Linked DNA regions of Homo sapiens: region 2 is linked to region 1. The links are chromatin loops, found by intact Hi-C in ENCODE. Cell type or tissue: natural killer cell. All regions are shown on one strand. Links, peaks and the distances in the headings refer to the core of each region. The heading gives the core; the rest is flanking DNA.

Region 1 (8,000 bases), core at 1-8,000:
AAAAAATGGATATTGTTTGGATACTGATGTAACCTCTGATCACAATAAATTTGTAGAATAAAATTTAATTGTTAATAACAGCTTTGAATTTAAGTAATACAAAAACAGGATGCCTTAAACTTTCTGAACATTTAGTAATATTTTAGGTATGATTTTAGGGAACTAGCTATGTGGAGGTATTCTGTAATACTGAATTTGTACATGAAGAATTATTCATTATATATAATAACATTCCTTTGTCTTAAGAGCCTACTTGGCCATTGTTAGTCTTTGGGATAGCATGAAATTTATTTTTTTTTGTTTTTTGTTTTTTGAGACAGAGTATCTGTAGCACAGCCTGGAGTGCAGTGGCGCAATCATGGGATAGCATGAATTTTGAGGACTGTTCCCTCTTCGCATAAGAATAGAAGTAGCCATCAGAGTTCATATACTTTTTCAACCCTTTTTCCTCAAATACGTATCATTTTTACTTAAGTAACTTCAATTCTGTGTTTTAAGCTATCTAATAATTGTTGTTTCTACTATGTTAAGATAGCCTCTCTACATTGTTACCCTCCATCCAATAAAAAATACTGATCTGACTTCATTGTTTTATCATTTGGCTTCCAAAGTTTACTGACCTAAGTAAATAATGTGAATTGTGTCAGGCCAATTTCTATCAAAAACCTGCTTTAGAGAAATGATCAATTAGGAAAAACAATTTGAGGAAATGAGATACAGCCACTCTTCTAGATCAGGGGTTGGCAGACTTTTTCTATAAAGTGCCAGCAGTAACTGTTTTATTCGGCTTTGTGAGCTGGCAGTACAGTCTCTGTTGTTATTTAACTCTGCCATTTGAACAGTACTTCAATTATGCCTTCGAATTTTATCTAAGTTTACTGCAAGGAAACTTTTTCTTTTTTTGAAAAATGTGTCTAGTATAGTATCCATGTAAACTATTCCTTAAAATTATCTTGTTATCTTTTCTCCTGTCAACCTAGGTTTCCCCTTATTTTTCTGTATTGTCCTTTTTATAAGCCACTTCTAATCAGTTTAGAAAGGAGTAGAGAATGAATAATATCATCAAAAGAGATCAAATACAGGGGCTATATAAATAGTACATTTGAAGCATGTGATATAGAATGGAATTTCTGCTTCCATTCATGGGAGATTACATAATTTGGGTCATATCCACTAAGAATTTCTTGAAAACCTGACTCCCCCAGAAAATACCTGTTTGAAGGCATCAGATAACTAACAAAATACTGAAAAAATCTCTGTGCCAGGATTTGGGGAAAGTTGAGTCCCAAGGAGATATTTTCAAGGCTGCAAAGCTGTAATTGTGGCTCCAGAGTATAGTCTCGCAATTCTTTAAAGCTCAGTATCAATTCAGAGGACAGTTTTTAGAAATAATTGCCTTAAATTCAGTTTAAAAGTTACTTCACGTTAAAGCCATACCAACAGTATGTATGTAAAGAATTGTGTAATTACAGCATGTTCCAGTGGCTCTCTTAGTGCTCATATACACTTGTGGTTTTTTGCAAATTGGTTTGCATTTGTATCAGGTAGACAATGTGAACTGCAAAACTGATTAGGTTTCTCTCTTCTGGTTATGTACTAGAAAACTTATAACCAAATTTGTGGCCTACTGTTGGTCAACTTTTATCATGCATTTTTATGTTAACCTCATTCTCCACTGCATTTTGTTTTGTTTTCTATTTTTCGCCTCATCATTTCTGCCTGTTTGCAGTTTATGTTCTTGTGTTTTGTTAATCTTTGTAAGTTACTTCATCCACTTTTAAGAGGAACAATTCAGATGACAGATTAGTTTACTATATTGGAGAAAGTATATAGGGATATTTCCATTAAACCATTAACTAAAGGTTTAGATATTTTTAAGGAATATTTTTCAGTTATTTAGATAACTTGCTTTTTTGGAACTCTCCTTTTTTGTATTTCTTCCATCATATTGCTAGGCAAATGAGGTGTAGTATACTGTTTCTCTATCTTAAGATAGAGTGAACCTTTTAATTACTGGAGGCCTTTTATATGATACTCCTTGTATAAAACATCATTTAACAATAATAGCCCTATCAGAAATTTAACCAATGTCTTGCCAGTGTCCTGTTTTGATTTTGGCTTTAGGTTGATGGCTTCAGTTTTTAAACCAGATCTAGACAGGGAGTCGCTGTACTTCTTTTGCTCATCATCTGTAAACTTACATTGTGGAACTGTGTTACAGATGACTTCCTAAAATGTAAATTCCAGGTTTAGAAAAAAAAAGATTAGGTTAGTGTTTATCAGGCTCTTCTGTGTTTCCTTAGTGCTGTGAAATTTTATTAGTTATAATAAGCATTATAAAAATATGGAATAAGTCAGAAAGAACACACCAATACCAGAGTGCATTACACACAATAAGGGTAAGTATGGTTTCTTAGAACTTGTTTTCTTTGGGTTGCAGTGTAAAATGATTCTTGCTGTGCCTTGCAATAAAAAATGAGAGCCACTTGTTTGGGGGGAACCGCAGTTGTCAAAATACACACTTTTAAGTCTATAACTCTTGGCTAAGAATATCCCATAGTTTAATTCTACTGTGATGATGGAGGATGTAATAGTTCAGTAAATTTTCAAATGCTAAAGAAAAATATGTATGGCTGAAGTAGAAACTCAAGTAAGTGGATTTTTCTTATACAAGGAATAGTTATTTGTGTATTAAAGAGTTCCATATATAGTGTCAATTAAGAAAGCTGGGCTTTTAGCTGTTACACTTTGTAAGCAGGACATGTACTCCCTCCTTCAGTTGTGGACATGCAGGTTTCACTTAAAAGTCAGAGATGTGAAGTTTTATACTGAGAAGTATAAAACTTATAAGATTGTGTTGGCAGTCAGCATATTGTAGGTGCTTGGTAATTGATGATGATATCAAAAATGTTACTCCAAAAGGGCAGTGATCAGTCATTAGACCGGGTTAAGTGAAAGACAGCTTTGAACAGCAACATGGCAGACTGGAGTAGACTTCTCAACCCATTTCCTCGTGTGTAAAATGAGGTTACTCACTTTACCAAGTTGGTGTGACAATGTAGGTGAAGTGCCTAGTATATAATAAGTGCTCAGCCATCATTATTTGTGCTTTATCTGTTTTTAGAGTTCTCATTTGAGAAGTTTCAGTGTAACATTTCAATATTTTAAGTAGTTGTATAAGTTCTTTATAGACAACTATATATATTACTAGCATTTTGCTTGTGTGGCATTTAAAGCAAAACTAAACTTTATACTCCCAGTTGGGGAACTGCGGTGAGGATAGGAAGGTCACAATCTATACATTGTCTTTGAAATACCTAGATAAGAGGTTTAATTGGAAGCCTGCTAAAAATTAGGGATGACAACTTGCCTTTTCCAATATCATTTAAATAATGGTTTAAACATTTTGTTCAAGTAGATAGAATTTAAAATAATTTTTTACACACTTTGAAGATTGTAGCACTTTTAATGTTAACTGTAAAGTGGGAAACACTAACTGCAGTTATTTTCTTATCCACAAGAGGGAGAGCTATACTTAGTAATAATTTTAGATTTGTCTATCTGTAGTTTTAAATTCAGGTTACATTAAGAGCAAAAAACAAGACTACATGTGTATTAAACTCAGTGACCTAGTTTTTAACTAAACCTAAGTTTTAAGCAGTCTTCATTAAATTGAACTGAAAAGTTTTTATTAGGCACTGTAAACGTTACTAGAATTGTTTATTTCCATGCCTAGCTGTGTATTTTAGTACTCAGAACTGTCTTCAGTATTTGCTCTTCTTTTCTCTAAAACAGGCACTGATTTACTGTCTCGCACCAATAATAAACTATTTTTAAGCTGTATTATTCATACCATGACTGAATGAATGAATTAGCACATGTTCAGTGTTTACACTTACTGCTATATAATGTGAGTAACTCTTCGGAAAGCATACTGAATGCCTAGAATTGTACCAAGAAACCAACAACTCTCTTCACACTTAAGACAGGTTCCTATGTGAAACATTCATTGTAGCAAACAACTCAGATGTTTTTTGGTGAAGTAGACATGGTTAATTTTGTGAACTAATTATTTGACACCTATTAAAAACTTGCAAAGAGCTCTGATTTCTAATATACTACAACTTAACAAATGATGTTTACAACAGACTAAAGCAGATTTTTCTGAAAAGCAGTGTAAAGTTTATTGACAAAAAGGTATTTCACCTTACAGAATTCAAAATATTTTATATATTATATATTAAATATAAACTATATTCTGTAATTTGAGATATTAGATTTCAAAAATGTTATCCTTTTGAAGTTTAAGTGTTTATGGCAACACAAAAATTGAAGCATAAGGTGACACGTTTGTCTAGTTTGATTTCTGTACTATTAAAATTACACTAGTATCTAAGGGGTAATAATTTTTTTTTAATGTTATAAGATTTAGTCTTACATTTAATATTTTGTGATATTCCTGTACAACAAAATGAGAATATGTGCTGAAGATTTTAATTTCATTTAGTTGGCAATTAAGCAGCAAAAAAAGAAAATCATGAATGTCTGAATATGAATGTTTAATGGAAAACAAAATCTATAAAAATTAGATTTAAAATCACTAATTATAATTTCTTAGATAATTGAGGTAAAATACTTTTAATTATAAAAACAGGAGAGGCATTTTTGAAGTTTCTATTTCTGTTTCATATAATCTTCCCTCTCTAGCTTCTTTTTCCTTACCAGGAAATCATCTGGCTCTTCATGTCTTGTGCTGTCATGTCACATTGGTTTAGAACCAACATTATGAGACAGCCCAGTCAAACATAAAGAATGTAATGCATGAAACCTAAATTTTATTTTAATGTAGACTTGGATATATATTCAGCAGTTGATATATCATTTCAATTCACAGTGTCAAAACAATCAAAAGATAAATACAAATTGATCCATATTTGAATGAATGTAACTTTACTCTTAATCAGATTTGCAAATAAAGAATGTATTTCTTACTACTTACTAATTAATAGCTGCACATTACAGCCTAAAATGAAATCTCAGTTCTGAGACTCTGCAAGAAGCTCTTATCAGTTATAATTTTATTTTTATTATACCGTTTAATATAATAGTTAATTGCTACATATCAGATGGACAGTGTTATTCTTTCAAGATCTTTTCACTTATTAATGCCCTAGTTAAATATCTTTCAATTGTTTTTTTCAGTTTACATCATCTCAAAACTAATTGGAGCAGAAACTTGATCTGCATATTTCTAAAGTTATTCCCTTTTGTCTAAAAAAGAATGATGAGTATTAACTTTTTGTAAAAAAATTTATTTCAGTGATAATATGCAGCATGCATACTGGGAACTGAAGAGAGAAATGTCTAATTTACATCTGGTGACTCAAGTACAAGCTGAACTACTAAGAAAACTGAAAACCTCAACTGCAATCAAGAAAGGCAAGTCACTGTTTACCGGAAACCACTGATTCCAGCCAAACTGCCTGAAGAGCAACTAGCTGTCATATCTTATCAAAATCTCATCAAATGAGAGATTGATAAGCCAAAGTATATATAGTACATTCGCAGCCTACCCATTCTCTGCTTTGGCTTCAGTCTCATACTGGTCAACTTCACACATAAAGGTGTTGCTGATGTGTTTTTTCTTCAGTACTGTATTCTTTTCCCCTTGTGGCTTTTCTCAGCCAAGTGTTGCTTATGTGTATAAGACTGAGGTGTTAAGTTTGCTCTAGTTGACCTTTTACCACAGCTACTTCATATATTTGAAAAAAAAAAAAAAAAGACACCAAAAGCAAATTTTCATTCCAGTGCTACAGAATACACCAAACACCTAGCTTTTTAGGTTGTTTTGAAAAAGAAAACAAACTTTGATTCATTATTTGGGTTTTTGCATTTCTTATAAGCTTTTCTTTCCATAAAGGATATAGCTGATTACAACGAAGACTAGGTGTTCTCCCCTTATGCCCTTCAACCAAACAAAAATTTTCATTGCTTTGCCTTTCATATTTAACTGCTTGACTGATTTAACTTCTTGAGTTTTGTGTTAACTAGTAGTAGCTACTTTCGCCAAAGCTATTTTTATACCTTGGAGAAAAATCAGTACATTTGTACCTAGTATTACATAACAGGTATATTTCTGAAAAGTTGTGTGATACAAATTTGAATGCCCTAAAATTTACTTTTTAAAAATGAGATAGGACTTTTTATAAAAGATTATCACCATCTAGTTTAAAATTACTTATTTATATTTCACATTGTCTTAAAGAGGACACAAGAGGATTGTGTCATAAATAGTTCTCCTCAGGAGTGTTTATTAGTGAGGAAAAATGTTAAATTTTGGGAAGGAAAATTGAATGTAGAACTCCTTTTCATTTTTAGAGAGTTGGTTACATATAAATCAGGGAAAATAGTATGGTGTTTTAGCAAGTCCAGCTTAATTTTTGGTTCACTTTGTCCTTGAGTTTTCCAGTGGTCAGAGTTATATATGAGACCAAAGGTTGAATGTACAAATAAGATCTCTCTATAAAGGGACTCACAGAGTAATTCTGCATTGAGTTTTCAATGTAGCTTTGTTTACATGATAAATAGAACTACCAAAGAATAATAAAGGAGCAATGCTCTTTTCATACTTGGACATGGCTCATCCTTGTGTTCCTTCCTAGCTGATTAATATTTTTCGGTGCTTTGGAACATAAGTTTTCTAGCACTTTTCCTATGACAGTGGTAGGCTCAAGGTCACCACTCCTTACACAGAACTCATTGCTTTGAGGAGTACAGAGATGAGACTAGAACCACCTTTCTCCTGACCTTTGTATCACCTTTTTTCCAAAGCCAAACACTACACTTCCAGTTCTCCTCCATCCATATCCACCCTCCCAGGAAAAACAATGAACTTATTTTATAATGTCGTTCAATCTGTTTCTTCTAAAATTACATGAAGTCAAGCCTTAGTTACACTTGGCCATCCTTCTTGAGCTAAGGATAAACTTACCTTTCCACACTGGTAGGCTGAGCTGGAGGGAGTGGAGAAACCTGTATTACCAATGTGCTGGCTGTGGTGAAATAATAGCTTTTAAGTAGTCTTTTTCTAGGCCATTGCATTTGTACAAAACTTTTTTTTTTTGGCTGTTTTTTTTTTTTTTTTTACTTTACCTACATTGTGACCACAGTAGCATTAACATTTGCTGTGTTTTACAAGAAACAAGATTTCACAAATTTTATTTAAACTGCTTTATCCATAAAAGCCTTTGATATATAAAAACTTCATTTGGGTCTCACCAATTAAAAATGCAATTATTTCTAAAAAATTTGCTTTTGGACTGCCTGTGGACAAAGAGTTTGAGCAAAGGAATATTATATTTAACTAAAAAATGCTAAAACTTAAGAACTGTCTCAGTCCCCACTGACATGTGAACAGTCTGCAATCCTTCTCCAGCCACAATAAGAGCCAAGAACAGGATCTTTATTTGTATTTTAACTGTATTAGTTTCCAACTTTTAAAAATATGTAGTTCTTCATCTTTTAAAAGCTCTATGACATAGTTGGGACAGGAATTCTATATCCATTCTGCAGACAAGGAAAGAGACATCAGGAGCAGCTAAGAGACAAATATCTAAAGTCACAGTAAATTGCTGATCCAGGATTAAAACTCAGATCATCTGTCATTTATCTCCTAGTCACAGTGCCTCAATGATCACACTAACTTGGAAATCTTAATTTCATCACCAGTTCTAGAATTCAAATTGGTGAAGTGTTATCGAATTTTATGATCACAAATGTAATGAAAACTGACATTTAGTCTGTGTTTTCTTTTTAGCCTGTGCCCCTGTAGGATGCAGTGAAGACCTTGGAAGAGACAGCACAAAACTGCACTTGATGAATTTTACTGCAACATACACAAGACATCCCCCTCTCTTACCAAATGGCAAAGCTCTTTGTCATACCACATCTTCCCCTTTACCAGGAGATGTAAAGGTTTTATCAGAGAAAGCAATCCTCCA
Region 2 (10,329 bases), core at 893-8,892, 430 kb after region 1:
GAGCACACTCAGGTGAAAGGGAACGGGGGAAGCAAAATGGGGCAGAAGGAAGAAGCTAAGCAAAGATGTGGTCTCAGCTGGGGACAGGCCTCAATCAGATGCCATGGGGAGCTGTGGAATATGAACTGTACCACATAGTGTGTCTCACCTTGAGGCAAGCGGTCTGCCTTTGACACCTCCATATGAGTTAACTGTGGTCTGTGGGTTGCCTCCTAGATGAGGCAGTTTGCATTAGTTCCCATTGGTCCCCAGCTGAGGGCAATTCTCTAGATAAAAAAGCAGCTGTGAGCCAGTCAGAGTCAATACTCATAGCAGCTGGGAGAGGAATGCCATAGCCCAGTAAAGGGGACCTTGGTAGGGCATGCATCCCAGCTCTGTCTCTGATTTTTTTTTTTTTTTTGAGACAGAGTCTTGCCATGTCACCTAGCCTGGAGTGCAGTGGCATGACCTCAGCTCACTGCAACCTCCACCTCCCAGGTTCAAGCAATTCTCCTGCCTCAGCCTCCCAAGTATCTGGGATTACAGGCGCCCATCACCACGCCCTGCGAATTTTTGTATTTTAGTGCAGGTTTTCACCATGTTGGCCAGGCTGGTCTCAACTCCTGACCTCAGGTGATCCACCAGGCTCTGCCTCCCAAAGTGCTGGGATTACAGGCGTGAGCCACTGCGCCCGGACTCTATCTGATTATTGACTACTTTAAGCCTCCTGTCTGATAGTCTGTGATAATCATCTGTATCCTTCCATTTGATCCAACACTTCCTATTTCACATTCTATTATATCTATTTTATGCAATGGGTATTATGTTAACTTATAACTAGGGATTCATAGCTGTAGAAAAAATTGGGAAAAACAATAGTCTGGGTGGTAGATAACCTGCATTCATATTTACTAGCTATGAGCTTGTACAAATAGACTAGCTTCTCAATCTCAGTTACTCATCTATAAAATGGATTTTTTAAAAAACCTCTCTCAAATGGTTATTGTACATTATTCATGGAGATTGGTTCTAAGACCCCCGCAGATACCAAAATCCATGGATGCTCAATTTCCTGATATAAAATAATGTAGTGTTTGCATATAACCTACGGACATCCTCCCACATACTTTAAATCATCTCTAGATTACTTATAATGCCTAATACAATGTAAATTCTATGTAAATAGTTGTTATAGTGTATTGCTTAGAGAATATTGACAAGAAAAAAAGTCTGTACATAGTTCAGTACAGCTACAACCATCCATTTTTAAAAAAATATTTTCCATTTGCCATTGATTGAATCCACAGATGCAGAACCTATGGATACAGAGAGCAGAGTATTTCACCTGGGGCTCCTGTTGGCAGTGTCAAAATATGATTTTTCTTTTCCTTTACATGGAGGGGTCTACTCACTGCACTTCTCCTTTATCTCTGGGCTTAGCCTTTTTTTTGATACCTGGTGATTTGTTTAGGTCATTATAGGAGAGGGCAAATATTGGGCTTCAAGCCCACCTTGTAGAGCAGCCCAATCAGTGTGATGTGTTTGAGGTTAGTTGTTGCCAGGAATGACAAAGTTTGTTATCTTACATTTGGGCATATTATTCAAGTCAAGTGGGACTAGACATTTGATCATGCTTTTAAGAAAATTTTCAGTTTCCTCCCAGTGAACTCCTAGAGAAGATCTCAGAGTAGTTTTTATCTGGACAACTAAATTATCTGCATATCACACATATGTTAAAGGATGTCTGTCATTGAAACTATATGGATAACACTCAAAGAGTTCTGACTTGAGATTCTAATTCAGGCTTCCCCCACCTCCCCACCCACCTTTACTTCCAGACATGAGCAAGTCATTTTACCTCTCTGGGACTTGGTTTATTCCTCTATTTAGTTATAGTGTTTAGACTCATGTCCTTTGGGATGCCCTCTTTTCAAGTCTATAATTCTCAATGTGAAATGTCTGCAAAGGCCTATGGTTTAATTTAGTATACTTTTCAATAATACTTTCTATAACTTATTCTGATCTAAAAAGTTATACATGTTTATTGTATATAATATGGATAACAGAGATAAGCAGAAAGAAGCACGTAAAACTATGTTCTGCACCCACCACCTACAGTGAGCAATTGAGGTCCTATTGTATACACAGTATCAGATCCTTCCATTCATATTAAGCAATATTTTAAAACACTACCAAATTATTATTATTTGATGTTAAATTGCTTTACTATCTACCCATTTTTCCTGGCGTTTGAACTTTTGTAATAGAAATGTTTTCTTGGGCAAATTCTTCCCAAGCCGGAGATATTGTGAAGAACTAGGTTAAGTCTTAGAAAGTGCCACAAATGAGTTGATGATTTTGGTGCCTCAGTAGAAACTCTGCAGAGTAGGTAAGTCCTTCAGAAATCTTGAGGTGCCAGAGATAAGCAGTGCTTCCTGTTTCTTTTCTAACATAAAGATGGTGATTTCCTGTAAGCTCTTGATGTGTAATGTTTAGAATTTCTTTGATAGCACATTGAGAAAATGTTTTAATTTGACTCAAAATGATTTAATCAGACGTTATATAGATAATGAGGCAAATAAATCCTATCCAACCCTAAAATAGAGTTGGCAAATATTATTTTACCCGGAAAAGGAAGAAAAAGGGAGATAAATTAGGACAACTTATGAAAATAAGAGACATTTTCTTATGCATCAAATAAGCCTTCAGAGTTTGCATCTATGGGCTCCTTTAGAAGGAAGGGGAAATACTTGTATTTGAATTTCCAGGCTCTCTAACAAAGCATCAGAAATTCGTCATTAAAAACTGACTTATAAGCAAATTAATACTCATTACTTGATTGTTTATTTTCAGTCACATACATGCACCACCTAACTGTAATTTTTTTCTACCCCGAACATGATTTTCTTGATACTGTTTCTTCAAAAGGATAATCTTGTCACAACCAAGGAAAAAGACTCAAAGAAGTTAAGCAAGTCATTGAAGTTTTTGGCAAAGCAGGGACCAAAACCAGAGCCTTCAGACCCCTAAGTCATTATTCTTCACTTTGTGTTACATTGTATCCAGGGGCATGCATTCTTGGCACTACCATGTATTCTAATTTCTATAACATGGCTCTATTATATGGACTTCTGCACTCTACCTTATTCCTGTAACAGAACAAGAATTAATTTGATTGTGGATATACGTAATAAAGAGTCAGAAAAAACAAGTCAGCAGTTGGCCCCTTCAAAGACAGGCAAGGTGTCAGTACTTACAGAGATGCTATAAAATGAAATTTTAAAAAAAATAGTGGGCCATGGCCGGGCGCGGTGGCTCACACCTGTAATCCCAACACTTTGGGAGGCCGAGGTGGGCAGATCACAAGGTCAGGAGTTCGAGACCAGCCTGGCCAATATGGTGAAACCCTGTCCCTACTAAAAGTACAAAAAAATTAGCCGGTCATGGTGGCACAGGCCTGTAATCCCAGCTACTTGGGAGGCTGAGGCAGGAGAATTGCTTGAACCCTGGAGGCGGAAGTTGCAGTGAGCCGAGATTGCACTACTGCACTCCAGCCTGGGCAACAGAGCGAGACTCGTCTCAAAAAAAAAAAAAAAAAAAAAAAAAAAAATGGTGAGCCGTTTGCAAGATAAAACCCAGCCGTTTTTACTCTGAGAACAATCAACCTGAAAAAATCATCTGATCTCTAAAAACCAACCCAGTCATACAACAAATAGCGGCTGAATTTCACAAAACCTAACATTTTGATATTTTAAGCTCCAGGAAGACATCCAAGTCTATATTATTTATTGAGCATCTACTAGCATCAGGTTCTATGCTATGGTCTAGGAATACTATAAAGAACAAGATAGGCAGGGTTCTTTCCCTGTTTCATTCACTTATTAATTTATTAACTAGATATTTATATAGTCCCAGCTATGTCCCAGGTACTGTGCAAGATATGGGATTCAATGGTGGGCAACACCAGACCTGTTCTACTTATAGAGCTTGTCATAGCCCAGTGGAAAAATAAGCCGTCTAAATGGTTAAGTTTAACATCCAATTATTATTTCTCTTGATTCTAATTTCCAGCACCAAGATTCTTTATCACCTTATATATGAATCCCCTCCTCCAATCCTTCTCAAGTCTAGGAGCCCCTTAGCAAAGTGGATGCCTGGCATCTGTATTACTAATACATAACCTTCGGTTATTGCATAACCTTCAGTTATTACTGTGAACGTCTCAAAATGTGCGGAAAGACAAGTTCTGAAAAACCGTAAAAAGTGGGAAGTCTAAATATCTTTTTTAAAAAAATCTATGAAGCATAAAATGACCAATAGGGCCAAAACGCTGACGAAAGGGGCAGAGTAATTAACTACAAGCATATGTCTACCACCAACACTTTCATCTGCAAGTCGGCAACAAAATATCCCCATTTTCATGCTTTAATCATTTCTATAAGTTGCTAGCCCTGGCAGAAGCCCAAACAGAATATGAGATGTTGGGCTGGGCGTGGTGGCTCATGCCTGTAATCCCAGCAGTTTGGGAGGCCGAGGTGGGTGGATCACTTGAGGTCAGGAGTTCGTAGCCAGCCTGGCCAAAATGGTGAAACCCCATCTCTACTAAAAATACAATAAATAGCCAGGCATGGTGGCATGCGCCTGTAGTCCCAGCTACTCGGGGGGCTGAGGCAGGAGAATCACTTGAACCCAGGAGATGGAGGTGGCAGTGAGCCATGATCGTGCCACTGCACTCCAGCCTGGGCAACAGAGCGAGACTCCATCTCAAAAAAAAAAAAAAAAATATATATATATATATATATATATATTAAACAAACGTCTCGAGAAATCTGTAAATTATTCCAGGTAGAGAAGTAGTGAGATGAAGTAGGCTGAGGTTACTAACTCCTTTGATTCTTTGCTCAATAATTTAGGCATAGAGAATACAATGTCCATACAAAGTAGGACATTTTTCCCTTCTCTCCCCTTAATTGTCCCCCACAATTGTAATTTTTCCTGAAGAAACTGAAAAGCAATTTTCAAAATAAAGAAGTACTGAATTTTAGATACACTTGTACAACTACAGTTGTCTTTTCTTACCTCTGTAAGTTTCTGAGGCTTGGATTTTAAAAAATCTGCATTACAGCTTTCAGGACCTCATGATTACCCTGTTCCAAACCTATCCAATAAATACCATGATGAATCTGCTTTTCAGGAGGGGCTCCTGAAATCAAATCTGATCCAGCAGAGAACATGACCCCAGGACAGGACTCAAAGGCTTACTCATCTGCCCAGGGTTGTCGCTTTATATTTCTTTAATATGAATCAAAGATGGGCTAGAAGGTAATTCAACCCTTAGGTGCAATTCAGAGTCTAATATATGCTGTGGCCTGGATTTCTTGCAAAGGTTCTGAGTTTTCATCAATGTTCATTTTTAAGTAGTTTAATTCTGCCTTTGATTACCAAGTGCTAAAATATGAACCTTCACACTTGTGAGTCACCCAATTTAACCAAGCTGTGGCTTTACCCTCAGAGAGTTTCCTAGGTGTGAACCTAACTGTGCCCGAGACCCACAAAAACATTTTAGTCAAGATTTCCAGGGTGAATTCTTGCCCACCCTTGTCAAAACCACACAGACTCCCACCCTTACATCCTTGCAGAGAGGTACTGCCACAACCCTGCGCTCATCAGTGAGATTCTGATTCTGCTATTAAGTTGGCTATAAGATCTTAGGTTAGTGACTTCACCTCCCTGAGCCTCAATTTCCTTGTTAGTAAATGGGAGTAATATATCACACAGTGTAATTAAAAGAATTCAGAATAAAACAGTGTCTGTAAAGTGACTAGGACCCACTGGGGACTGTCTACCTTGAAGGATTTACCATTTTAATTGAAAAACAAAATATAGGCATGGGAAGCAATTGAAAATATAATTAAAACTCATATGAAATAGATGATTAGCAAATGAGATATGACTTTAGTTCTAGGGTACTAGTTTACTACATTTCATTTTTCTAAGATGTCATCTTTTACAAAAGGATTTTCTGTTTCTAAGATGTAAAATCTGAATAAAATATGGATATTAGAAAATAAAATTATGTAAGTGGCAAGCATGAGAAACAACATTGTTGCAAATAAGTTTAAGGAAAATAGGAAGCTAGGCTCACAAAGACATTCTTTCACTTTTCTTTCTCTTGGTTTTTTTCTTCTGCTTTTTTTTAATCTTGGTGCAATCCATGTAATTTTGTAAGAGTCCTTAAAACTGTGTTGGTGGGATATAGATTTCTGGATGAAGAGATAGTTCAACCTTGCTCATGTCAGAAAACAACCCATCAGTCTAAAAAAGATCAGTTTCCTGGGCTCCGTTGGGTTAGGAGTTGTGGACTTCTAGACTCCTAGGCAAAAGAACACATACGTAAACTTACAGCCAAAGTTAATTTTCACCTAATGAACTTGTTGTTAAAAGGAAGCATAAAGTTTACAGAATTCTTTTAGAGACATCTCTTTTTTCTTTATTTACCTCTATTAATAGCATTGTCCTATTACTAGCCCTTTAATTTCTCCTTAAGGCAACCATACTCATTGCATGCACTAGGGATAGTGTCTATTGTATAACGCCTTCAGTGTGCACCACTTGACAATGTTCTATCATCCCGTGACCTAAATCTTATTGAATGAACCAGATTTATTTCTGTCTTAGCCCTGAGATAATAAATGTCTTTGGAATTTCAAAGGTACTAGAAGAGGGGCAGGGCCTGTCATCTTGAATGGGAGACTAGACTGTAAGAACCAACAGGAAAATGACCAGTGTCTAGACCAGTGCCTGATGCATAGCAGGCAACACACAAGTATTTGCTGAATGCATAATTGAGGCCAAAGTCAGCTGTAGAAAGAGAAGGAGACTGTGAGCTTAAAGAGAGATTTGGATTTCAAGTAACCCTGTTAGAGAGATATGATCAAAATTTATCCTAAGTGCTAAGAGCAGAGTAGGATCAGGATAACTGTAGAGAAATTTGTGAAGTGCATTTTCATAAATTTTTGTCTTCTGATGAGTACTCTGAAACCCTGTCATGAATGACATCGGCCATCTAAGTCTTACCAAGATCTGCCTTCAGAGAAAAGCCACCATCCCTACTCTCACTAAGGAGTTCATGACTGAGGGTCATTTACTTTAAACTTGATCTCAGGTATTTGCAACTTTAGGTGATCTCACCTCACTTTGGTCTCCTTAAATGAAAGGAGTTTTGAATATAGATTTCCCAGAGATGGCTGAAGGGGTAAGTAATGATGATGGGATAATAATGAATAGATGAATGATGGTCGCAAGTGGGTTCTCTATTTACACTGCATCACTCTAGGGTTACCATTCACAACTGTACATAATAACCATGGCATAGAAGGTAGCTACAAAATCTTATACCATTCAAGTAACCAGCTACAAGTTGAGCACTGGAGCTGCAGACCAGGTGAGGCATATTGCTGGATAGCCCAGAAAAAGAAAACCAGCCTGCATCAAGAATAAAAGCAGACTGGGGCTTTAAAATACAAGAGGTATCTTCAGAACAAATAAGGAACCTGGGTCAGAAATAATTGAGGTAGGTGGAATGCAATAGAAGCATATCCTAAGCTCTCAACATAACTGCATTTCAGCCTTTGAGGTATAAATCAGATGAGGAAGTGTGATGTTAGACTTTTTTTTTTTTAAGACAGAATCTCACTCTGTCATCCAGGCCGGAGTGCCGTGGCACGTTTTCGGCTCACTGCAACCTCCACCTCCCAGGTTCAAGCGATTCTCTTGCCTCAGTCTCCCAAGTAGCTGGGATTACAGGCATGCACCACCACGCTTAGCTAACTTTTTTTGTATTTTTAGTACAGACGGGGTTTCTCCATGTTGGTCAGGCTGGTCTTGAACTCCTGACCTCAGGTGATCTGCCCGCCTCGGCCTCCCAAAGTTCTGGGATTACAGACGTGAGCCACTGCGTCCGGCCAATGTTAGATTTTATTTATCAGTTTGGCTAGGCTATAATACACAAGCATTTAATCAAATGCTAGCCTAGGTGTTGATGTGATGGTATTTTCGTAGGTGTGGTTAATGTCTATAATCAGTTGACTTTAAAGGAGATTAATCTTTAATAATGCAGGTAAACTTCATCCAATCAGTTGAAGGTCTTAAGAGCAAAAACTAAGGTTTCTTGGAGAAGAAATTGCTTAAATACCACAGAATCAACTCCTGAGTTTCAAGTCTGTTGAACTGTCCTACAGAGTTTGAACTTGATAGACACACAACAATCATGTAAGCCAGTTCCTTAAATCTCTAAATAAAACAAATATATATGTATGTATGCATACATTTATATGTATATGTACATATTTGTCTCCTACTGGTTCTGTTTCTCTGGGGAACACTGATTGTACAAGAGACTACATAGAATTAAAATGCAGAATGTAATAACCTTCATTCAATAGTCAATACATATTTAATGAGTGCCTACTATGTTCGAGACACTGTGGATGCCCCTGAGTGTCAGTGATGCAGAGTGAAGAAGAAAGTCATTGTGAGATGGCATCACCAGAAGGGCTATGAGAACATACAGTCTGTCCTGCTCTTGAAGGACTACTAGGATTGAGACAGGCAGCTGAGGGATGGGCTCTTTCATGCCAACATGAGAACTGCCTTTGTTTTCACCCAAGAGGCAGCCATGCCAAGTTACTAGAAATTTAACTTGTAGTTGGAAAGAATCTACAGCAAGGAATCTTTGCTGAATTGTAATCAAGACAAACCATAGTACTTCATGCAAACTCATTTTCTTTTCATCTCTTCACTCATTATGTTAAACATATGTGTGAAGAAAATAATCTTTCATGGTTGCTGAAATCCAGAGCCCGATTAGGTTTATTTCAGCAAGTTACTAATCACTTTCTTTTCTGATTGAGATTACTGAAGCACCTGTGAGAGTGCTGATTTCCTTTGATGCAAGAGAGAAGCTATTTGAAACCCTTACAGTCCTCTGAAAGTTGACCCATCTTACTGTAATACTTTCAAGAATCAGAATCAAAGTTTGGGTTGGGAGGTGCCAATAGGAAATTCTGAAGCATGCAGGAGCAAATGATCTATTTCTTTTTTTTTTTTTCCCCACTTATCTTCAGATATGGAGAAAATGCTAAAATGGCAATGGTTAGGGTTTATACATTGCAGAATCTCACATGGTTTGAGCTCTCAATTGTTATCACCAACCCCAAATATTCCTGCAGTGAGCAGTGTGAAGACCGTGGTAGATGTATAGACAAGATCACAAGGAAGTTCATTATCTTGTATTTGAATCCTAGTAAGGAGTTTGCTTTTGGGATCATTTGGATATTTCAAGCTTTTAATGGAAGGCAGAACTGGTCACTGAGATTGGAAATAAAGGAAGAAAGGTCTTAAACTTTTCAAAAGGGTAATAATTGTTTTCAAGAGGCTGAACAATACTCAGTGAGTCTCCAGAGGAATGGATGTTTTCACAGTAGAGGATTTGCAGTTCTAAAAGAGAAGAACCTTCTCTCTATGTTGATGTGGGAGTATCTCCAGAATATATAGCTAATTGGAAAAATGAAGCACTGATTAGTATACATAGCACGGTAGATTTTAGGGGAAAAATAGAGAGCTATATAGAGGAAAATAGAGGAATATATATCTGTATTTGTTATATTTCATAAATATATATCAGGAAAAAAAACCAATAAACTCCTAAATGGTTACCTCCAAAAGTCAGGGTGGAGTAGGGGATCCAGTAGTAGATACAGGTATAGGACTAAAGCACTTCTCTCAACATGCCTTTTCATGTTTCCCTTTTTTGGTGGCAAAATACAGACAATATAGAATTACAATTTTAACCATTTTAAAGTGTACACTTCAATAGCATTAAGTATATTCACAATATTTTACAACCATCACAACTATCCAGTTCCAGAACTTTTTTATCACTCCCATAGAAATGCCATACTCATTAAGTAGCCATTCCTCATTCTCCCCTCCTCTCAGACTCTGTCAACCACAATTATGCTTTCTGTCTCTATAAATTTACCTATTCCAGATATTTCATATAAATAGAATCATACAATATATGACCTTTTGTGTCTAGCTTCCATAATGTTTTCAAGGTTCATTCACATTGTAGCATGAATCATTATTTCATTTCTTTTTATGGCTCAATGATAGTTAATTGTGTAGCTATAACCCATTTTGTTCATCTCTTCATCTGTTGGTGGACATTTGCCTTGTTTCCACCTGATAGGGTTTGGCTGTGTCCCCACCCAAATCTCAACTCGAATTTTATCTCCCAGAATTCCCACGTGTTGTGGGAGGGACCCAGGGGGAGGTAATTGAATCATG

What was found. Hi-C counts contacts between places; a loop is a spot of excess contacts. Peaks named below come from ENCODE experiments on the same cell type or tissue, not always from the same donor. Only the 100,000 strongest peaks of a DNase experiment are listed, where the experiment ranks them.
Region 2: it touches region 1 in a loop (8-fold over the local background); 3 of 110 quality-filtered maps call a loop at or near these places.

What each region holds. Positions count from the first base shown.
Region 1 is chr3:28,324,271-28,332,270 of GRCh38, reverse strand. CMC1 (C-X9-C motif containing 1) reads right to left here. Exons shown (of 4, transcript NM_182523.2): 4 at 7,129-8,000. It overlaps AZI2 (5-azacytidine induced 2), which reads left to right. Exons shown (of 8, transcript NM_022461.5): 7 at 5,321-5,439; 8 at 7,817-8,000. Among named protein-coding and RNA genes, the nearest start is that of ZCWPW2, 20 kb to the left of the region's middle. In natural killer cell, for the core only: CTCF peaks have their summits at 3,289 and 3,497 (motif pointing right); DNase peaks (open chromatin) are centred at 3,510 and 5,550; H3K27ac peaks cover 1,860 bases.
Region 2 is chr3:27,895,714-27,906,042 of GRCh38, reverse strand. No RefSeq gene overlaps it. Among named protein-coding and RNA genes, the nearest start is that of LINC01981, 67 kb to the right of the region's middle. In natural killer cell, for the core only: no CTCF peak of the experiment used is centred there; DNase peaks (open chromatin) are centred at 2,392 and 5,532.